Linked DNA regions of Homo sapiens: regions 2 and 3 are each linked to region 1. The links are chromatin loops, found by intact Hi-C in ENCODE. Cell type or tissue: heart right ventricle. All regions are shown on one strand. Links, peaks and the distances in the headings refer to the core of each region. The heading gives the core; the rest is flanking DNA.

Region 1 (7,755 bases), core at 1,467-6,466:
GTAAGAGATTTTGCACTTCAAAATACACCATAAGAAAATTCGAAGGTAAGTTACAGGCTATTAGGTAATATCTGCAAATCATACCTCTGATAAAAGATTGATATGCCAAATATATAAAGAATACTTACAACAACAACGATAGCAACAAGCAACTCGACTTACAAATGGGCAAAAGACTTGAGTGACATTTCACCAAAGAAGACATATAAATGGTTACTAAGCATTTGGAAAGGTGTTAAACATCAATAAACATTAAAGAAATGAAATGAAAACCACTTCACACCCACTAAAGATGTCTACAATTTTTAAAAAGACACACAATACAAAGTTGATACTTCTACATTTAGAAAACCTGGAACCTTGGCCGGGCACGGTGGCTCACGCTTGTAATCCCAGCTTGGGAGGCCGAGGTGGATGGATCACCTGAGGTCAGGAGTTTGAGACCAGCCTGGCCAACATGATGAAACCCTGTCTCTACTAAAAATACGAAAAACTAGCTGGGCGTGGTGGTGGGTACCTGTAATCCCAGCTACTCGGGAGGCTGAAGCAGGAGAATTGCTTGAACCCGGGAGGCAGAGGTTGCAGTGAGTCCACATCGTGCTGGCCACTGCACTCCTGCCTGGGTAACAGAGTGAAACTCCGTCTCAAAAAAAAAAAAAAAAAGGAACCTCATACATTGCTGGTGACAATGTAAAATGGAACAGCCACTTTGGAAAATTGTGTGGCAGTTTCTTAAAAAGGTAAATATAAACTTCCCAAAGACCTTGTAATTACGCTTCTAGGAATCTGCTTGCAATAAATAAAAACATACATCCTCAAAAAGACTTGTATGTGAACGTTCATGGCAGCATTCTTCAAGGCGGCCCAAACTGGAAACAACCCACATATCTGTCACCTGGTGAATTCAGAATTTGGTATCTCCATGCAACGCATTATTATTCAGCAATAAAAGAGGAACTACTGACACCTCCTATACCATGGACAGAACTCCAAAACATGCTAAGTGAAGGAAGCCAGACACAAAGAATCCTTATTAAATAGAAGTTTACGGAGCCAGAAAGCAGACTGGTGGTTGCCTGAGGCTGGCGATGGGAGCATTGATTGACTGCAAGGAGGGTGATGGGAAATTTTTGGGGTGATGGAAATGCTGCAAACTGGATTGTAGGGATGGCTTAGCTGCACACATTTACTGAAAGTCATTGGATTGTGCCCTTACAGTGGGTGGAGTGGGGTTAAATTACATCCCAAAACAGTTGTTAAAAATTACAAATAGGGGTCAGGCATGGTGGCTCACACCTGCAATCCCAGCACTTTGGGAAGCCAAGGCAGGTGGATCACCTGTGGTCAGGAGTTTGAGACCAGCCTGGCCAACGTGGTGAAACCCCATCTCTACAAAAAATTCAAAAATTAGCTGAGCATGGTGGCAGGCATCTGTAATCCTAGCTACTCAGGAGGCTGATGCAGGAGAATTGCTTGAATCCGGGAGGTGGAGGTGCAGTGAGCCAAGATCGCGGCACTGCACTCCAGCCTGGGCAACAAGAGCAAGACTCCATCTCAAACAAACAAACAAAAAAAAAGTTGCAAATAATATATCTTGTTGCAATAATATAGACTCAGCATCAACATGGTCATGTTGTCTCTCCTGTTCTATCTCTCCCAGTCTGTGAGCTGCTCTTGAAGATTTTGCACCCATTTCTGACAGCCTTATTGTTCCATTTCTAGTAAAGTTCACAGGTATTAAATTCCTCATTAGAACATGATGTTCTTCATTCTGAAAACTGCTTTCCTTCAAGCAATTATTAACCACTCTTGTCAAGGCCACCCCTCATGCCAGCTGGCTACAAGTCTCTGCACACTCTTGGACCATCCATCACCAAGGAGCAACATCTGCTGCGTGCTTTTGCCTTCGCTGCCTTATAAAGCAGAGGGAGATCGGAGTCCTGCGCCTGCCTCCATGCTTGTACTCGGAGTTGCTTTTCTGACTCAGAGCTAATATAAGCCTGACCTCACTCCTCCCTCTGGAATTTGAAACAACAGAAGAACAAGGACAGTGCAGAACCTTTTAATGGGTTTCAAATCTCCAACAAGATTCTGCACAGGCAAATGATCCATATACCATCATGAAGTAAAACAGGAGGCAAGAAAAAAGGCAAAAGAAAAAAAAACTGGCAAATCCTGTCTCTGGGCTTATGCTCAGGAGCAGCTCAAATTTTTTCTTTCCTTTCTTTTTTTATAAAAGAAGTATTCTTTCCACGCTTGAGCCTATCAGGGTGAGATCTGCTATCTTTATTTTCAAGTATTCAGTCAAAACCAACCAATCAAACAAATGAACAAACAGAAAAAATACTCATCCTCTCTGCCTACAGCCCACACCCCCCAAAAGATAAAAATAATCTTGAACTCTGGCTCACAAGTGAGGTAAACAAAAATTTTAGTTCTGACTCTGCTGCTGTGTAACCTAAGGCAAGACCGAAAGACTTGGAACGGACTCATTTTTGTCCAAGAATCTCCTAGGAAAGAGGGATTTGTCTTCTTAGTTTCACGAAACCGAACTACAACAGTAGATCTAATGGCATGTTGAAAAAATAATTTCAACATATTGTGATTAATGTCACATTTCCTAACCCACTGAAAAGAAACTGAATGTCGGTATTCAAAAATGAGTAGAATGATTTATTCTCTTTTATTAATTACTTAGTATTCTGATGCTTAGGAGCAGGCATAGGTAAAAGTATGGAGACAGAATTGATTACATAATTTATCATGCAAAACAGGATTAAGGAGTGAAAAAACGCAGTAGTCATCGTGCTGGGACTGCGGGAATAAGAAGAACTGTCTTGGGCCCTCCTTAAAGTCTACTTGGTTTCGCCAATTTAAGAATTTCGAATGGAGCTTGATTTGCTTGGCAGGCAAGCTGGCTTGGGTCCATCGGGAGCCTGGGCATGGGGAGGAACATGCCAGTGTGAGTGCCAGTGGAGGGAGAGGTGGGCAGAATTCCCCATGAGGGAGAGGCACTGGAAAGCTCTCTTCCCACGCCTCCTGGAGCTGCCACGACAAACTCCTGCAGACGGACAGCTTGAACAACAGAAGTTTATTTTTTCACAATCCTGGAGGCTGGAAGTCCAAAATCGAGATGTCAGTTTCTCCTGGGCCTCCCTGCTGGGTTTGCAGAAGGCCGTCTTCTCTCTGAGTCTTCACATGGTCGTTCCTCTGTGTGTGCCTGTGTCCTCATCTCCTTTTCCTATAATGACACAAGTCAGGTTGGATGAGGGCCCATCCCTATGGCCTCATTGTAATTTAGCTATTTTTTAAAAGACGCTATCTCCGTAGACAGTCCCATTCTGAGGTGCCAGGGGCTGGGACTTCAGCACATGCGTTTTGGGGGGAACGCCATTCACCCCATAATGTGGGCTTTCTTACATACCTGTGACTGGAGCCTTGACGGCGCCTCAGTCAGAGCTGATCACCCAAGCGCTCCCAGTCTCTGCCCTCCCTAGCTTGCTCTGACCCTGGCATGGCCTCAGGAGCCCTCTGTAGAGCTCCCTGCAGCACCGCCTCTGTGCCAATCCAGGGTGTGAGCCAGGGAGCAAGACAGACGGGGAGTGGGGAGGAATGAATTGAACAGCCTCAGGGTATGCACGCCAAATGCAGAGCAGGCCCGTGCCTTTAAACAGAGGACCATTCCTTTCCTTTTAAGCCTGTTCTTGGCCTCCCCCGCCCACCTCTGCAGAGACCAGGGGCTGAGGCCAGTGGGGTGGCGTTTGTTTTGGTGACTGTGTTTATGTTCTCACTTCAGGCGGCTGACAGGAACACACTGCTAATGAGAGCTTTGCCTGTTAGGGAGATGCTGTTTATGCAACTTCCAAAGAAAAAGAACAGCCGCCTGTGTACTAGGTGTTCACAGGGTGGGAGGGAGCTTTTTGGAGCCTCTCCAAGGAGGAGGTGGAGGGAGAGAGTTGTAGCTGGTCCACTAGCTCCGTGTATGAATCCTCTGCCCTGGCACAGCCCCATCATACAAGGTCATATCCTCCTAGAATGAGAGAAAGGAGTGGGCAGATGCCATCCTGGTCCTCAGTATGCTCAGAGCTCAACAGTAGTCAAAGGTTAAACAAAGTCACATTAAAACTCCCCAGGAGGAAGCATTCAAATAGCAAAAAAAGCAAAGTTAGGAAATATAAAATGTCAGCTAATATATGATTTCCCCCTTTGGCTTATTCGTTCCTCAAATCCTACTAGGGTGGTGTTACAGGGGCGGCCCCAGAGTGCTTACTCAGGGGCCATGTTTCTGGGGGTAACACTTCTTTCCTAGAGAAGCCCTCTAGTGCCTTCCAATGAACCATGCAGTGAATCTGAGGAAGCCGTCATTCTGATTCAGTGAAGAAGAATCACAAAGATGGCTGGCATTGCAGACCTGCAGAAGACCTGTCATCTCAGAAAGTCTTTGGACCTTCCTTTCAGTGCTCCTGCTGCTGCAGGGGTGTCTCCCAACTTGAGCTTCTTGAGCAGCAACTCCATCCACCGCCTCAGCTGGGCCCTGGTGTAGGAGCTCTGCTATAGGCATGGTGGGCTCCCTGGTCTATCCACACAAATTGTGACTGAGCTGAGGGTCACCCACTGCACTTGGTCTCAGTCCACAAGCCCCTGATGGTTCAGAAGGTGACTTGGAGTAGGATATGACTTCTTTTTAATGAAATGGCATAGACTATAACTTAATAAGGCATTGTTTCAAGAACTAGCTAGTTTTCCTGTAGGGGAAAGTGGCACAGAGCTCGGGCAGAATCATCCTATTTAGACGGCAATTTGTGAAATATTTTTTAAAAGGTTAGTCCTCCATGCCCACTGTTTGCATCCTGGGTTTGGACTTGGGAGCAGAAGGATGGAATTGGCAGTGGCAGGCACATCACATATGCAAACCGAGACCCTGTGAGAAGATGGTTTGAATGTCCGAGATAACACTGTTATTTCACCAGTGAGACACGGGAGCCTAGAAGAGTACTGATCCCAATCAAAGAAACCCGTGTGCCTTCCTGGCAGCATGCCTCACTCCATCCTCCAGGTCCTCAGAGCACTTTCTCCACCCCACTGTGTGCTCCAGGCACGATGCAGACAGTCACAGACCTCTCTCTACAGGAGCCATCTCTCAGGATCCAGAGCAGGGGTGAGGGTCATGAGTGCTGGTGTTGGTCACACGTGGGCCCCAATCCCAACCTTGCAACTATGATCTCTGCAATACTGGGCAGGCCCCTTAGTTGCTCTGATCTTTGGTCTTCTCATTTGTTAAGTTGACAGAATAATAGTAACTCTCCCACAAGGTGGTTATGAGGATTAAATGAGATAATGCATGCACAACATTCAATACAGTAAGTGCTCAGCCTGTGGTTACTGTGAATATCCTTGAGGCTAAATTGGGCATCCTTAAGATTAAAGAAAAAACTCACAAAAAAACAAAAAATAGCACTTTGCTCATATCCCTAGTGTCCAGCAGAGTGAGCGTATGTAGTAAATGTTCAATGCATAACAGCTGAATAGATGAATAAACAAATATATTCATTGCAAATCAGATTGCACAGATATATGCACATTTGGCCTCCTTTTAAAAATAATGTTAACACAGAATAATTTATTTAAAAAGAGTTTTACCAGGGAAAGAAAGGGAACATTACATCCAGAGATTCTAGCGGAAGAAAGTTCCTACATTTATAAGTAATACTTAGTTCTGAACTCTATAGCAACCAACATTTGCCTTATATATATTTATATGGGCTGCACACAAGATGAAAAATCAAGAGAGCAGTAGAACATAGTGGTAAATAATACAGATTTTGGAGCCATCCTGCTTGAGTTCAGATCCCAACTCTACCACTTTCTAGTGGTCTGACATTAGCCACTTAACCCATCATATTGGTGCCGTCATTTTCCTATCTGTGCATATTCCATAGGATTATGAAGATTAAATAGGTTAATTTGCATAAATCACTTTTATATGGCTTACTATGTATCAACTACTGTTTTCTTTTTGCTTTCCATTGAATTTGGGTATTTATTCATCACCTTGAAGACGACTGCATAATCTGCCTCTTCCTGTGGGATTTAAACAACAAATTAAATTAACCATAGGGGTTATAATCATGTTGGTAGCTGAGATTTGTACCAGTGAAACAGTAAGAGGACCCTGAAGTCTTGTACTAAATGCCCAAGAACCTCTCCGTCCCCCACTACATAGTCGGGGATCTCAGGATGTGGGGAAGGTCGAGCTGTGGCTCCTCCAGGATGAGCGGGGTCTGCCCAGGATGAGAGCCCCTGACTGAGATGGCACGATGAGGGCGGTGGGGGCAGATGGGCAAAGCTGTGGAGGTGGGATCCACAAGGACTACAACTGGGGTGTGGGAGGGAATAGAGAAGTGGCGGGGGCTTCGTGCAGGACAGAAACAGGACACATGGCGGAGTGGGAGCTCGTCCACCGTGGAAGCCCTGACAGAAGGCCTGGCAGGGAGAAAGCGCAGCCTGCTGTGTGTGTGACCTCACTTGGAGATGAATATTGCCTGGGGAATTCTGGATGCAAATAAGCCCCCATTCGACCTTGGAGCACAACCTGGAGCCATGGCAGGGCCAGAATTGCATGTGACCCTCCTGCTGTCGTAGACCCAGCGCCTCTTCTCACTGCAGCTCTGTGTGTGAATGTGCTGGGTTGTTCCCTGTGTTCCCAGAATCCAGCTCATCGCATCCAGCATGGAGGAACAGGTTGACGCTCCCTTATCCAAAACGCTTTTTGGATTTTGGAACATCTGTGTCATACCTAATGAAATATCTTGAGGATGGGACCCAAGTCTAAACAGAAAATCCATTAATGCTTCATATGCACCTCAAGCACATCACCTGAAGGGAACTTTAGACAATATTTTTAGAATTTTGTGCATAAAGTTTTGACTGCATTTTGACTGAGACTGATGACATGAAGTCAGATGTGGAATTTTCCAATTGTGGCATCATGTCAGTCCTCAAAGAGTTTTGGCTTTAGAGCATTTTGATTTTTGGATTTCTGGACTAGGGATGCTCAAACCTGTACTCGATTCATTGGATTAATCCAAGGACAGAGAAGGATGGAGCTAGAGAATTAAGGTAGTGGGGGCTGGAAAGGGGCAAAGAGGCTCCCACTTGTAAGGGGAGCAGGGGCCTCAGGGGAAGCCTGGGGAGTCGGTGGCTTGATGACCTTTGTTTCTCTTAGGATGGGACCACTTTGCCTTCCTTTTCCTGTAGTCAAGCCATACTGCCCATGCTGTCTTAGGCCGTTCTTGCATTGGTATAAAGAAACACCTGAGACCAGGTAATTTACAAAGGAAAGATGTTTAATTGACTCATGGTTCTGCAGGCTGTGCGGAAAGCATGACACCACCATCTGCTTCTGGGGAGGCCTCAGCATAAGAGTTAAAGAAAGAGGAAAGAAACACGAAAAGCAGCTTAACAGTCAAAGGCAGGTTTATTTTGGAGAATAAACTTGAGAGGGGCTTCTGGCCAATTTCAGTCAGGAACGTTCTCTCTTACAGTCTAAGGGAATTTAAGGGTTTAGGAAGGGGGAGCTTATTGCAGGATTGGAATGTTTCTATGTGAGGAAAATTTTATTGTGGGGTTGGCATGTTTCTGGTCGGAGTGGGGTTTATCTTAGGGTTGGAATGTTTCTGGTTATGCTGACATTAGTCATTAGGCTGATCTTTTGGGGCTGGATTTAGGCAGTTTCTTTTATTCAAGGGGAACTTA
Region 2 (7,755 bases), core at 1,314-6,313, 54 kb before region 1:
CATAGGTCTTCTGCATGGGTCTCCTGTAAGCTCTCCTACATGGGTCTCCTGAAGGTTCTCCTGCTGGGTCTCCTGCAGTGTTCTCCTGCATGGGTCCTTTGCATGGTCTCCTATCAGCTCTCCTGTCTGAGTCTCCTGAAAGTTCTTCTGCTGGGTCTCCTACAGTGCTCTCCTGCATGGGTCTTCTGCATGCATCTTTTGCAGTGATTCCCTGCATGGGTCTTCTGCATGAGTCTCCTGCAAGCACTCCTACATGGGTCTCCTGCAGTGCTCTCCTACGTGGGTCTTCTGCATCCAACTTCTGTAGAGCTCCCCTGCATGAGTCTTCTGCATGAGTATCCTGCAAGCTCTTCTGCATGGATCTTCTGTAATGCTCCCCTGCATGGGTCTTCTGCATCCATTTCCTGTAGTGCTCCCCTGCTGACTATTTTGCATGGGTCTCCTGCAGTGCTCCCCTGCAGGGGTCTTTTGCATGGGTCTCTTGCAATACTGTCCTGCATGACTCTGCTTTGTGGCTTTCCTGTTGACACAGGCTCTCTTATTGGCAGAGATCTAAACTACTTCCATATTGCAGTGCCTCCATGTTAGAGTCCTTTCCTTCTAGCCACATGGTGAGAGGCAGTGAGAGACAGAGAGAGAGGAGAGAAAGGAGAAGTAAGATGAAAGTGCAGATGCCTAGAAAAGACACATACGCTGGTATTTGCCTCAGACCTCAGCTAGCAAGAGAGACACCATTCCTGCTCATGTCCCAAGAATTAGTTAAATGACCTCATCCAGGTATCCTGGTCTGGAAGTTAGGAGGATCATATGGGTACTTGGTGAGTAGGAATGGTCTCTGCCATGTCATATCTGGATGCTGTCTCCCTGCCCCTATTATCCTTCGAGAAGCCTTCCATAAGAACTCTATTTTGAGCTTTCCTTCAGCAAGATGGGTTTGAATTGTTTACTGACAGTCTCAGGTCAATGACAGAGCAATAAGATCTTTTAGGGAAGAGAGCTTGTAAATGTCTCTTATATGATGCTACCACCTTTTCTCCATCCCCTCAACCTTTCCTTCCACTCCTCCTCATTTTTCTCATTCACGATGCTAAGTGTGATGCTTTGCCCAACATAGGTGATCAACATGGGCTGGAAGTTGGGTGTTAGGCTTCATTGATGGCAGAGGGATAAAGGTTACTTTGATTATCCATTTGAGCAGAAAAGGGAGTCATGGCTTACCCGCTACATACCTGAGAAAATCATGGGGTTGTTATTCACCATAAGTGCATCACTTTGTGGTCAACATGTTGTGCTAATTATACAAGTGAATCTAGTCCCTAACTGCCTTGTGATTCTAGACTATAGAAGGTGACCATTCTACCATATCCTGGAGTATTGTGTTCATTTCTGGAAACCCTGAAAGTAGAGATTTGAACAAATGAGGAGGTGAAAGAACTGAAGCCTGGAGAATCATAAAAAGCATGACTTACATTCAAATATTTGTAGGTCTATATTATAGGCTGCTAAGTTGATAAAAGTTAATTTGTTTGACCCCAAGGAGCAAAGTATAATTTAGAGACAGATAGGTTTGAATTTCGTGTTCAGAAAAATGTTATTAATAACAGGAAGTTTCTGAAAGCAAAGTGGAGCTGTGAGTTATTGTCCATACATGGGCAGAAGCTGGTAGATCTTGCTGAGGTCATATTAGAGAAAGTTCCTGCATCAGACACAGCATGGGAATACCTGATGTGCTTTGCTTTCCTCTCTGAAATTCTGTTATACTCTTATCTTTGAGTCTTAGATGAGCCAACTGAATTTGGCTTTCCTCAGACATCATGAGGAAAATAATGTCCTTCTTAAGCCTTTAATAACTGTGTAGTGGGAAGGTTTGTCTTAAGAGTATATATATATATATTTTTGATGGAGTCTTGCTCTGTTGCCTAGGCTGGAGTGCAGTGGTGCAATCTCGGCTCACTGCAAACTCTGCCTCCTGGGTTCACACCATTCTCCTGCCTCAGCCTCCCGAGTAGCTCGGACTATAGTTGCCCGCCACCATGCCTGGCTGTTTTTTTTTTTTTTGTATTTTTAGTAGAGACAGGGTTTCACTGTGTTAGCCAGGATGGTCTCGATCTCCTGACCTCGTGATCCACCTGCCTCGGCCCCTCAAAGTGCTGGGATTACAGGCGTGAGCCACCGCACCCGGCCCCAGAGTAAATTCTTAGAAGTGAGATTGCTAGGATAAAAACCAAATGCATATGTAATTTTGTTGCATATTGCCAAATCCTCCTTCAGAGAGATGGTGCCTTTGCTGTTTCCACCAGCAGTGTAGGAGAGTGCGTTTCCCTACAGCCTCGCAAACAGAAGGCATTGTCGAATTTCCAAGTTTGCCAGTCTAATGGATGTGAACTAGGATTGGTGTTTTAACTTGCATTTCTCTTATAGTGAGAGGATCTGAACATCTTTTCATATGTTATCTTTTGTGCATTGTTGCTTCATGTCTTTGCTAATTTGCCTCTAAAATTTTTTTCCTTTTTTTCCTCTTAATTTTTAAAAGATGTTTCAAGTTAGGAGTATTAACCTTTTATGGGTGATGAATACTGAAAATCTTTTCTCCCAGTACTCATTCGTCTTTTAACTTCTTTGCTTACGGTGTTTACCATTTTGAGTAGTTTGTGTATTTGTTTGTTTTTAGTTTTTTGCTTTTGACATGCAAAAGTTTTATTTTTATGTGGTCACATTTATCTTTTGGTTTTCTGTATGGGGATTTTTAACAATTAGAAAGCCTTCCTCCATACTCAAGGTGCAGAGGGATTCCATCATGTTTTCTTCTAGTGTGTGTATATTTTTATTTTTTTTTACTTTCGGATCTCTGACATCTCTGGGGTTTATTTTGTGTGTGTGGTATCAGAAACGGATTTAATTTTACCTTTTTCAGAATTGCTCTCCAGTTGTCAAAGCTCCTCTTAGGCCTTGGATAACTTTGGTGGGGGGCAAAATTTTTGTTTTGAAACAAAAATTACTGCTTTGTTTCAAAACATTGGCCACCGCCCTGCTGCCTAAATCTAAACTCCTCAGGTGCTCTCAGGCCTGGCTGGGCTCCACCTCTTCACTGTACTGCAGACCTCAGCCTGATCCATGGTCTGCACTCCCGAGCACTAGTGTTCTTTGCCACAGAGGACAAAGCAATCCAGAAGATCCTCAGGCGCCACGTGAATTGCTTCTCTCACGTTAGTGCTATTGCCTCTCGTAAATGGCAAAGTCCTTGAAGGCAGCAGCTATGCTCTTCTATCTTGGGTGACCCTACAGCACCAAACTCAGACATGAGAACACAGTGAACATCCACAAGTGCTTCTGGACTTACGATATTTTGAGATGTGAACAAGACATGCTATCTCCCTAAAACACACACGATTCCTCCAGTCATGTCTCCTTGAGTGGCTGCTACATGACAGGCACTGTGTGACAGGCATAGTGTGATAAGCACGGGCACAGCAAAAACAAAGTCCCCTGGAGCACAGAGTGTGGTTGTGGACACCAGCAATAAATAAAAAAGCAGAGATGCAAGCTCATGGCATGGCAGGTGGCATGGACTTTAGAAAGAAGAGCAGGGAAGTAGGATCAGGGCTATGCTCAGTAAAGTGAGTGACTTGAGTGAAGTGGAGGGAGGACCCCGGTGAAGACATGGAGAAGGTGCATGCCAGGTAGAAGGTACAGAGGTGAGGATGCTTTGCCGGGAGGGAATGATCTTAGAGTTTGAGTAACAGCAAAATGCTTGCGTGTGGAGGGAATAAACTAAGGGAAGGGCTGGAGGAGCTGAAGTCAGAGAGAGAGGCAGGGGCTTTATGCCTCGTGGCCCCATTGACCACAGATGTACATGAAGGGAAGGGAGCAGAAACGTGGCCTGTGTGCCATGGTATATGTGGAAAATGGAACATCAGCCGCAAGTGCGGATGCAGCAAGAGTGGCAGGAGGCTGCTGGTGTCCGGGCAGGACACATGTACACATGTGGCCGAGGCTCAGTGGGAACAGTGGAGGGGGTGAGAGAGGTTAGATTTGGGATCTAGTGTGAGGATGAGGCCAGCAGAACTTTCCTCTGTGTTGAATGTGGGAGTGAGGGAAAAAGAGATTTAAAGATGATGCCTGATGCCTATGTTTCTGGTCTGCATAACTGATAGATAAGGGTGTCATTTTCTCATTTCCAAGTGGACCTAGCATCTCATGATTTCCCTGTTCATAGCATCTGGGTTCTGTCAGGTAACTGAAGCAGGCTGAACCTTAAAATGACCACCTCTCCAAGGTTGTAACCGGGGAAATAAATGCCGTTTGCGCCTAACTACCTTCATGAAGGATTCAGAGGCGCTCATGCTCATCAGCTCTGGCAGGCATTGATTCGGGGGAAGGGGGTGTTCAGCTCAGAGAGAGGCCAGCTCTCCTGCATCTGCTCGTATGGGCAGTTGGCAGAGAGAAGGGCAATGCTGACCTTAAACCAAGGTCAGGAAGGGTCTGTCGATAGGGTGGAGCCACCTGGCCTTTACTAATGTAGGAAAAGCTTTTCACACTATCCTCTGACTGGTTCTCTCGGCAGCATTTAGAGTGAGCACTGTGAGCCGGGACGTGCTCTGGGTGCTCTCGCTGCTCCCAGCAGAAGGGTTCAGCCCGAGGTGCAAGGTCAGATGAGCGGATTCCATGGTGTGCACGGCAGCGAGGCATGAGGGCAGTGCGGAGAGGAGCAACATGTCTCAATGTTAGGAGAAAAGAGAAATTCCTTCAAAGGGGTCATTGGCATCAGGAAGAGAGTATGGACCAATTCACAAAGAATACATTTCCCAAATAGAATTCCAAGCATTAAAAATGTATTGGGTATGCCTGTAATCCCAGCACTTTGGGAGGCTAAGGTGGGCGGATCACCTGAGGTCAGGAGTTTGAGACCAACCTGGCCAACATGGCAAAACCCCATCTCTCCTAAAAATACAAAAATTAGTAGGGCATGGTGGCGTGCACCTGTAATCCCAGCTACTTGGGAGGCTGAGGCATGAGAATCGCTTGAACCCAGGAGGCAGAGGTTGCAGTGAGCTGAGATCGTGCCACTGCACTCCAGCCTGAGAGATAGTGCAAGACTCTGTCTCCAAAAAAAAAAAAAAAAAAAAAAAAATGTATTGGGGAAAAAACAGCCATGTAAGACCTCAGGCCTTAAGGAAAGGGTGATGGCCAGTGCTTAAAGGAAAGAGAGAGCCTCAGTGCCCAGAAGGCGAGTTAAGGACCTACAGAAACTGGTGTTTCGTGTGGCCTGCTCTCTAAGGATATGGCAGAAAGGCAGATTAAGGGGTATAGTATCAAAAGGGAGGAAGCACCACAGTTGAACTGAGTCCCTGATACTATGGTCCAGGACTCTGAGATTTCACTCTCCAAGGACAGGATTAGACCCTCGGTCTGAGGCTGAAGGTTAAGTGCTTCCACCGGCAAAGAGCGAATGGTTGCTGGGGTATTGAGCCAAGAACAGCCACAGCGAAGGTTCACAGTGAGTGAGTGATACCGCTGGGAATCAGCCAGAAACAAAGCACCACCATAAAGAATATCACTTATAAGGATAGGACTTTCCTGTCCATTTAGGAATCACTGTCCTGGAAAACTCAGTTCCGTTCGTGTTGCCTTTGCGTTGGCCAGTCAGCGGTGCCAGCTGGAAGATACATAGACGAAGCTCAGTGGTGTGGATCAGGCAGGGTTAAGCACTGACAACAAAGTCATGGTAGGGAGACCACATGGAAAATGTGACCAGAGAAAAGATCCAGGAGAAAAAGTGTCTTGCTTGGTACAGGCATCTAAGACAGCTGGATTTTTCTTGAGTCTTTTTGGATCCTGTGGTCAGCAGAGTAACCTGATACATCTTGGGTGGCGGTTAACTATTTGTTTCAACTTGGTGGGGCCACAGTCCCCAGACATTTGGTCATTCTTGTGGGTGTGCTTTGAGGGTGTTTTTGGGAGAGATTAACATTTGGACAAGCAGACTGAGTAAAGCAGGTTGTCTTCCTTAATGTGGAAGGACTTCATTCAATCAGTTGCCTGAACAGAACAAAAGGTTGACCCTTCCCCTAGTAAAAGAGAATTCTCCCTGCCTGGTGGCCTTCAAACTGGGGCATCAGCTCTTCCTTTTTCTACAGCAGCTGCTGCTCTTCAGACTCAGACTGGATCATTGACTCTGCAGATTGTGAACTTGCCAGCCTCTATCTATCATCTCTCTATGTTTCTGCCTGTGTGTCTGTCTGTGTGTCTGTCTACCTACCTACCTACCTACCTATCTCTCCTGTTGCTTTCTGTTCCCCTGGAGAGCCCTGACTAACACATCTTATTATAGGATTAGTCAGAACTCCCAACAATTTTGCCTGGTGAAGTCTGCTCAACAGCTGCCAGGTTCCAAGGTCAAGCGTCCAAAAAGGGAGAGGGAACCAGCCAGAAGCTGTATCATTTTAAGACCTGACCTTGGAAGTCATTCAGGGTTCCTTCTACCAGCTTCTCTCATTAGAAGTGAGTCACTAAGATGACCTGTATTCAAAGAAAGGGAAATTAGAGCGCCTTGTTAATGGAAGAAATATAAAAAATTTGCAGACATGTTTTCAAAGCACCATTTTCCACTCTCTGGCCATAATTTATTTACATTTCTCCCACTCTCTTACCTCCCCTCAAGATCCCACGTCTTATCTGTTGTGGGATCAGACTCACAATCTTGTCAACTGAGTAGGTCCAAGTGCAGGTCAGGTGAGTGAACTGCTGAAGATGTGAACAAAAGAAACAAATCACCCAGTTCTCCCACTCTAGAAATCCTAAGAGCACTGAGGGAAGGAACTGTATCTCTTTTTAGCCCCCATGGTGCTTAGCACAAAAAATAGTGAAGGTTGTTAAGACATCATCTTGCATTTTTTCTAAAGCAATAAACATAAATAAATAAAACATCTACATCCCTCCTTTCTGTTCCCAAGTACAGAAGTCGCCCCCTCCAATCCATTGTTTCACTTTCCTCAGTTTCTGTTACCTGCAGTTCACCATGATCTGAAAATGTTAAAATATTTTCAGAGATAAAGCAGCTATATTCACATAACTTTTATCAAAGTAGGTTGTTATATTTGTTTTATTATTATTTATTATTTTGAATCTCTTAACTGTGCCTAACTTGTAAATTAAACTTTATTATAGGTATGTATAAGAAAAACAGCATATAGAGAGTTTGGTACTGTCTGCAGTTTGAGGCAACCACTGGGGGTCTAGGAACATCTCCCATTTGGATAAGAGGTAAGTACTGTAATAGAATTCCTTGCCTTTGAAGGTCAGAGGTTGCAACAGTGGACACTGCAGGACCTCAGAGAGTGAGCAAACACTTGTGCTCTGTGCACATTGCAGACATGTTTTCAAAGCACCATTTTCCACTCTCTGGCCACAAATTATTTACATCTCTCCCACTCTCTTACCTCAGTCAGCACTCACAGGGGGAGGGCTTTACAGCTCAACCAGAGAGCACTAAACCCTCTTAACTTTCCAAATGACTGTAGCAATTTCACCTTGCTCCTGGGCCCTGCCCAGCCAAGGTTTCTCTACATTTGGGATTTAAAACCAATTGGAAAATCAAAGTAGTAGCTTTGTATAAGGGGTCCCCAGCTACTCTGTTGGCTACTTTTACAGCCAAATCAATCATGGTTAATAAACTGAGATACTGAGAGGGTGGAGACACTGTCTTCAACTGGAACCTTGTTCTGACTCCATGACCAGGGATGCCTAGGAATAAAA
Region 3 (7,755 bases), core at 1,314-6,313, 130 kb before region 1:
AGCTCTTCCAGGATGCCCTGGTTCCTCTTCATGTCCCATTGAGCCTAGGAAGGGCCCCCCGCTTCTCATTGCTAATAGTTGCTGGGTGCTTCAACATCCTTGTGCCTATCCCCTATTGGAAATTCTCTCCAGAATTCCACTTGAACAGACCTCTTTTTCCAGCTGGGTCCTGACTGATATTGTAAATCTATTGTAAATCTAAATAGATTTACAGCTATTATAATCTATTTAAATAAAATGTTGATATAAAACATTACTATTTTGAGAAAAACCCACAGTTTAAAGGAAAAAACATGAAGATACAATTCAGATACCATGTTTTCCTTAATCATCTTAAATTATCACCTCCATGAACCCTATTGTTCTTCCAGCTTCACAGGTGTCACTTCTATAAAATCACTCTTAGTTTTTTGATTTCAGGTTAGAAATCCTTCTCAAAGGATCTCTTTGACCCACAGGCATCTCAGCTTCAGAGTCAGCCAAGGAGAAAGACACACACCTGTAACAGTAGAAAGGGCAATTGGGGAAGGAGTCGGGGGTGGGGAGCAACAAAATTCCACCTCGGGGAAGACGTCACTGAGCAGCTGGCATTGTGAACGTCCTTGCAGGATGCCTAGGACGAGGGTGACAAGCAGCAGGTGTCTTTTACTTGTGACGATCTCAGCCCTCGTGCAACTGGAGAAAAGGCAGGTAGAGTGCAGGGTATTTGGGGAACATGAGTCGTTTTGTGAAATTGGAGCTGGGTGGGAGGGTGGGGGCAGCAGACCGGCAGGTCGGGGAGGCTGAGGTCACCCCTCTTCATCGCCCAAACTCATAGCCTGCTATTAAGGCAATTTTCCAAAGGTTCTATTTCCGCCTTCTTTGAGAATGCCATTTACTCTTCCTTTCTTACTGAATGGGGTAAGAAATGTCCTCTTTCTGTCAGTGTGAAAGCTGCTATTAAGAAAAAAATGATCTGAAGGAAACGATTTTCACCTTTTATGTGGAAGCAAAAGCATCAAGGTACAATTTAGGTATTTACCATACAAAATCTACAATTTAGAAAAGATAAATTTTGACCTTATTTTAATTCTTTGTCTTTTAAATTGTAGAGTTTGGATTACTCCTAAAAATGTAAATGATGATTCCACTAAGTTAGACCCATTCTGCCTTTCAGCACATGCTCCTGCTTGAGTTTCAACATTAAATTCTCATGCATCTATTTGCTTGAGGGTTGGAATAGATTTTAGGAAGAACATTTGAAGGCTCAAAAATGATTTCATTGCAATCTCTTTGTCTTCTGGCCTCCTCTGTTTATCTCATTTCTCCCTTCCCTTCCTTGCTTGTTTTCAGGTTCCTTTATTGCTTCTCTTCTACAAATCCTCACCCTTCCACACACTTTCACCCCCAAGTGGGGCACCTGTCCTATGGGGCCCCCAGGAATGGAAAGACTTGAGCCCAGTGCCCCCACTTGGCTTCACCAGCCTTCCCTAAGTGGGCCCTTGGCCAGGGATTTTCCTGGGATTATGGTGGCACTGGAAATAGAAAAATGGGTGACATAAGGGAAGATGCTATTGGTGACAGGGCCTGAGCACTGAGTGAAGAGATGGGAGAGATTTACAGTTGACTCTGAGTTTGTAAGCCTGAGAAATGGGAGCATGGAGGATCATTTGAGAGAAGGAGAGATGAGAAGGATGAGGAGAGAATGCAAGAGGATGGGAGGATGTTTGGAAAAACATTGTGATAAAATGCATATGCTCATGGAGAATGGCATGACGGTTGTCCTATTAGCTTGAGTCACCTGCATGTCTTGTGGGAATGAAGGGGGCAGCAGAAAAAGGGAGCCATCCAGGCTTGATTCCTGGGACCTGTGGGGAAGCCCAGTGGGGGTGCTGATGACATTAAAGTTTTAGTCCCTAGACAACAGAGGATGGTAGGAAATTGGTGAACATAGGCTTTGTTCCAGAAATTATTCTAGAAAAGTTGATGTAAATGCAAACTTTGATAATGGTACTGTATTAGTTTGTTCTCACGCTGCTATTAAAGACATACCCAAGCCTAGGTAATTTATAAAGGAAAGAGGTTTTCTTATTTTCACAGTTCAGCATGGCTGAGGAGGCTTCAGGAAACTAACAGTCATGGCAGAAGGGGAAGCAAACACGTCCTTCTTCACATAGAGGCAGCAAGGAGAAGTGGTGAGCAAAAGTGGGAAAAGTTCCTCATGAGAGCTCACTCACTGTCAGGAGATCAGCAGCATGGGGGTAACCACCCTCAGGATTCAATTACCTCCCACTGGGTCCCTCCCACAACACGTGGGGATTATGGGAACTACAATTCAAGGTGAGATTTGGGTGGCGACACAGCCAGACCATATCAGGTACCATGTGAACTATGAGAGTTCTATTTTACAAAGGAGAAAACTGATGCTCATAAGTAACTTGCCCAATATCACATGGCTATCAAGTGTTAGAACTAGAATTTGAAAATAAATATGACTAACTGACAAGTTTCTGCCCTTTTAAAGAAGCTATGTTCCTTATCTGGGAGGTCCTGGGCACTTGGTTGGAGACAGATAGGGCCTCTTGGCATGGGTAGGCATGAGGCTTTGTCACTTTGCACCTCCTGTCCCCACACCAACCCACCCTCCACCAGGAGCAGCAGCAGCACCAATGTTGTAGTGTGACAGGTCCCCACCAGGCTGCTTAAGGGCATTTGTCCATATGTCCATGGCTTGGACCCTGAAGGCCAGGTGGTGAGCCAAGGCCATGGTACCCAGACAAGGAGCAGGTGTTCATTCCTGAGAACTCAAACATACTGAAGTGTACCTGGTAATATACCAAGAAAAATAGTCCTATCACACACACACACACACACGGCAAAGAGCCAGAAAATTAGCTTAAAAGCAACTTAAAGACAGCAGGCAGTGGGGATCTCTAGAGCTGTCTTGCTGCCACCCAGGAGAGCCCTGGATGTAGGTCCCAATAAACTCATTTACTTATCAAGCTGGACTTGATGGAGTCATTCTTTGGTCTCTTGGCTCCTTCCCAGTTTGCAGGGGATGTTACCATCCCAAGTTCTTCCTGTAACAAATATGCATTCAGAATGGCTCTCTGAATGGCATGTGACTATGCAATTTATACAAGCTGGGGAGTTAGCCATGAAGAGACCAAGTGGTACATTTCTTTAATGAAATCACACACGACTAGGATCAGTGTTATATGCTAGCTCTGGTTCTCTCTGAATGATGTCCAAGGACTCTGCCTGAACTTGTTAGTGAAAGATGAGCCAAAGACAGGGAGGGAATGAGTCAGGGAGCGTACATCCACTTCCCACAAGGCTTCCATCAATGGCACCATGCATGGGACTGTAAGATTGAGCCAACTTGCTGAGATAAAAAATAACTTCATCGTGATCCCTTAGGAGACAGGACTAAAAATAGAGATGCCCTCTGTGGCTTGAATGAGAAGTGCCTGGAGAAGGAAAGGCACCAGCATGCCTGGTGGGGGTTGCTTCTCTGTGCATCTTCATGTAAAACATCAGGGGCTTCCAGTTTTCTGACCCTTTAAGGAGTTTTTTGACCCTTACTCTCACAAGGTAGGTGGTATTTTTTTGTTTTGTTTTACAAATGTGGAAACAGAGGCAGAATTGTTACATGGTTATGTTAGAGTAGGTAGGTAGGCAGGCATAAGCAGGGCAGAAGAGGGCCCCCCTCCAACCCAGGAATGTCAGGCGAACATCAGGTGATGGGTCAGGTGGTTGTTAAATTGTCTCTCTAAAATAATAATTGGTCTCAGCCAGTGTCAGGGAAAGGCAGCCTCACAATAGATAGAAAACACCTGAAGCTGATGATCAACAGCTTCCCAATAAGATCTCAGGAGTTGGGTGGATGGGCTCAAGCATGTGCACTAAGAGGCAAAATGATGGAGTTTGATGGTGTATTACCTTTATCTAGGAACACTTGACTGGTAAGGGAAGAACACCTCTAGTGAGCATGTGCACAACTTCGGTAAACACACTGTGCATGCAGCCCCTCCAAAGTGCTGGCAGGCCACTGTGCATGTGGAGAGCCCACCCCAGTGGAAGAATCAGGGGAGAAAAGATGTTGATATGGTTAGGCTTTGTGTCCCCACCCAAATCTCATCTTGAATTGTAATCCCCATAATCTCCACATTTCAAGGAGAGACCTGGTAGGAGGTGATTGGATCATGGGAGTAGAGTCCCCCATGCTGTTCTGGTGATTGTGAGTAGTTCTCATGAGAGCTGATGGTTTTATAAGTGTTTGACAGTTCCTCCTTCATACACTCACTCTCTCTTGCCTGCCACCATGTAAGACATGCCTCTTCAATTTCCACCTTGATTGTAAGTTTCCTGAGGCCTCCTCAGCTATGTGGAATGGTGAGTCAATTAAACCTCTTTTCCTTATAAATTACCCAATGTTGGGCAGTTCTTTATAGCAGTGTGAGAATGGACTAATACACATGTCAATGTATAAAACCCCAAGTCAAAGGTCAAACAGCACACTTGAATCTCTCAAGTCACCCGCTTGGCCCTCTTCCAAGTATACTTTACTTTCTTTCTTTCCTGCTCTAAAACTTTTTAATAAACTTGCACTTCTGCTCTATAACTTTCCTTGGTCTCTCACTCTGCCTTATGTCCCCTGGTCAAATTCTTTCTTCTGAGGAGGTAAGAACTGAGTTGCTGCAGACCTGTATGGATTCACCATTGCTAACATACTTTGATGCCATGACTCAGATGCATTCCCTATTGGGAAGACATCTCCATACCTCACCTGCTTTGGATGGATGCATTCAACCCCCTTTCGTGGGTTCCCTCTCCCCTTTCACTCTCCTGCTTACTAACCAACCCCCAAAATGATTCCTCTTGGCCACAGTGGTTCTGCTCCCCCTGACTGATCTCTCAGCTCACTCTGATGGGTGGCCTACTGGGTGGGGAAGGACCTTGGAGTCTGCACTGAGTAGACCTGAGACACTAATGGCCCTCCTGGACAGGAGACTCACGAGAGTGGTAGGGTTAAAGCTTAAGACATGCAATGTCTGGGGTTTCCTCTGCCCTTTCAACTAAAATCAGCTCTTTTCCAAGACCCTGCACCATCTACTCTCCTGTTTTCTCTGTGTGTGTTCTGAAATGGCCTTGTGCATCCATGGGACCATTTGCTTGCAGGAGGCAAGTCTGCCTTTTCTCTGCTTTCAATTCACATGCTGTGTGACTTCCTTCTTTGCCCTAAACACACTCCCTGTTATTCACGCATCCATGGCTCTTGCTATGTTTGCATAGCAGCAAAAAAAATGGGCTCCCTAGTGGATGTCTGTTGGCTCACTGCTGGGACAGACTCTAATTGGAACCCCAGCTCTGCCAACTCCTTATGACTTATCATACACTTTGCTTGTCATCTGTGTTACACTGCTGGGCCTAGCTTTTGAAACAGTTTGTCCACCTGCATTTGTCCTCATTCTGTGGCCCTTTAAGGATCCCTACTTGATTTTTTTGAGTTAGCATCCCTTTGGGAAGAGGGAAAATTCTTCCTTTGCCATTTGTGATCCCTTATCGCAGGCCCCATCTCCTCCAGATGTTCTTCCTTTATGTCAAGAGGGCAAATAAACATTGCCCTCTCAAATCCAAGGGCTGCTGCTTTTGCGAGCACATGAAGGCTTTCCATGAGTATTCCTCACACTTCTTCCCACTTCCTCCTGTAGCAGAGGGATTGTCCTGTCTGCTTAAGCATGTGTTCTGTATGTTACCCCTGGAGGATGAGGAAGCCTAAATACAAATTTTCCTCTATTCCTCTAATCACTTCCATGCCCTCAATACACATCAAGGCCTTCAAGGCAATATTAGAAGGGAGGGAAGTCCAGCAGTAGCTGGCCAAAAAACAGGGTTCTTGTGTACTTAAGGAACATGGGAAATGAGAATCATCATTTTGTTGCTAGACTGCTCTGAGTGAGAGTCACTATAAGGTCATGGAGACAAAGATATAGGCCAGCCCATGGCCACAGGCACAAGAGAACCATAGGACAAAGATGAAGGCTGGTCCTAGGCTAACAGATTACCATTAGAACAGAGAGGAAGGTTGGGGTACATGGTTAGACCAGTTCATTCCAGTACCTCAAGGATGAATGGGGTGCCCCTGTTGACTCTGGTATCTCCTCTGTTCTCAAGTGGGTAATTTTGATGAGATGAGGCCAAGGTTAAGGTTACATAGTAAGACTGGTTCATTCTGGAACCCTAAGGATGAATGGTGGATGCCCTGTCCAGGAAAGGATAATAGAGCAATAAGAAGGGATGCCTTCTTTTTTCTTATTTTTTTCTCCTCTGTCCTCTCTTTGCAGATGGGTAATTGTGTCCATAAACCACAGGATATGCCCTTTGGATGCATCCCCAAGAAATCTGGGGAAAAGTTTGATCCCCCAAACCTTAAAACAAACAAAAAACTATTTTTCCCTTGTAATACTGTTTGGCCTAAAAATGAACTGGGAGAAAACTATAAGAGTCAGCTTCAGAAGCCAGTGTCCCTGTGCAGGAAATCCTCAAATTAGCCTCCTTAGTCATTTATAAACCATATGGGGACAAGAAGAACAGGGCTAGGGAGAAAAGAGAAACATGGGGACCAGAGGCAGTCTCAACTATTGGCTGCTTTATAAGCTCTTCAGTCCCTTCCAGGTTGCTCTAAGGACTCTCCTCCAAGTAACTACCATCAGTGCAGGAATCCAGGCCACTGAATTGCAAATTGCACTAATGGGATAAATGGGAAAAAGCCCCACACAGCTTTCCCCCTCTGCCACAAGGTTGGCCACTGGAAATGGGACTGCCCTGAGATTCAAAGGGCCCCCAGGACAGAATCCCAAACCCTGATGGCTCTGAGCTGAAAGGGCTTTGTGCTCCAGCTGGCTTCCAAATCAGACATTGTAATCTACAAGACAAGGCCAAGGGCAACTTTGGAGGCAGCAAATAAAATTATAAATTTCCCTTTGGGGTTCAAAATCTCCCTACTCTGTGCTAATCTCCTTCTCTTAGCAACTCTCCTTCAAATACTGTTGGGTAATTGGGGCAAATGGCACCCCCTCCCTCCAAAAGAAAAGATTAACACTCCTTTATATTACTCAAGGGATCAAATTCCATTCTCCTACCAGTCTCTGGTAATGTTGAAATACCCTACATCTCTTTGGGGCAAAAATATACTTTCCAAGATGGATGCCTGTGTAACATTTACCCAACCTCTGATCATTTTCTCTCTAATAGCTCTATTTCTCCTGGGAAAGTTACCTAAATCTTTAACCAATAACTTTAACCTAGGAAGTCCTACCTCAGGGGTTTAGAAATAGCCCATACTTATTCAGATAAGCCCTAGCAAAAGTCTAGCCAAGCAATCTTTTGTTGGGGGCTGTCTTCTACAGCATATAGATAACCTCCTCATCTGCTCCCCCTTCACAGGGCTTGCACAGCAACATGCAGTACAAACCTTAACTTCCTAATGGAAGGAAAATGACTTTTGTTTAATTCAAACATTTTTAAGGTAAATAGATGTTTTTGGTAAGAAAAGTTATAAAGAAAAGATATTTTATATGAGAAAGGATCTTGTTTGGTAAATTCTTGTGCTAAAGTAAAATTACTGATTGTTTAAAAGAGGGATATTTAGGACAAGTCAGAAAGTTGAAGCATGTCATAGATGCTCTGTGTAAGTTGTGAAAAGGTTCGTGAAAGGGAATTAATAAAAGAAATGTTACACAATTTTAAAGGTTATTAAACCTATTAAATGCT

What was found. A loop is a pair of places that touch in the nucleus more often than their neighbours do. Peaks named below come from ENCODE experiments on the same cell type or tissue, not always from the same donor. Only the 100,000 strongest peaks of a DNase experiment are listed, where the experiment ranks them.
Region 2: it touches region 1 in a loop (2.1-fold over the local background); 6 of 110 quality-filtered maps call a loop at or near these places.
Region 3: it touches region 1 in a loop (31-fold over the local background); 7 of 110 quality-filtered maps call a loop at or near these places.

Annotation. Positions count from the first base shown.
Region 1 is chr7:153,520,585-153,528,339 of GRCh38, forward strand. LOC107986750 (a long non-coding RNA gene) reads right to left here and starts at 3,647. Exons shown (of 2, transcript XR_001745034.2): 1 at 3,425-3,647; 2 at 2,653-3,241. In heart right ventricle, for the core only: no CTCF peak of the experiment used is centred there; DNase peaks (open chromatin) are centred at 1,917, 2,970 and 3,847.
Region 2 is chr7:153,467,057-153,474,811 of GRCh38, forward strand. No RefSeq gene overlaps it. Among named protein-coding and RNA genes, the nearest start is that of LINC01287, 59 kb to the left of the region's middle. In heart right ventricle, for the core only: no CTCF peak of the experiment used is centred there; a DNase peak (open chromatin) is centred at 3,482; H3K27ac peaks cover 430 bases; H3K27me3 peaks cover 344 bases.
Region 3 is chr7:153,386,158-153,393,912 of GRCh38, forward strand. LOC105375577 (a long non-coding RNA gene) reads left to right here and starts at 3,003. Exons shown (of 3, transcript XR_928187.3): 1 at 3,003-3,573. In heart right ventricle, for the core only: no CTCF peak of the experiment used is centred there; no DNase peak of the experiment used is centred there.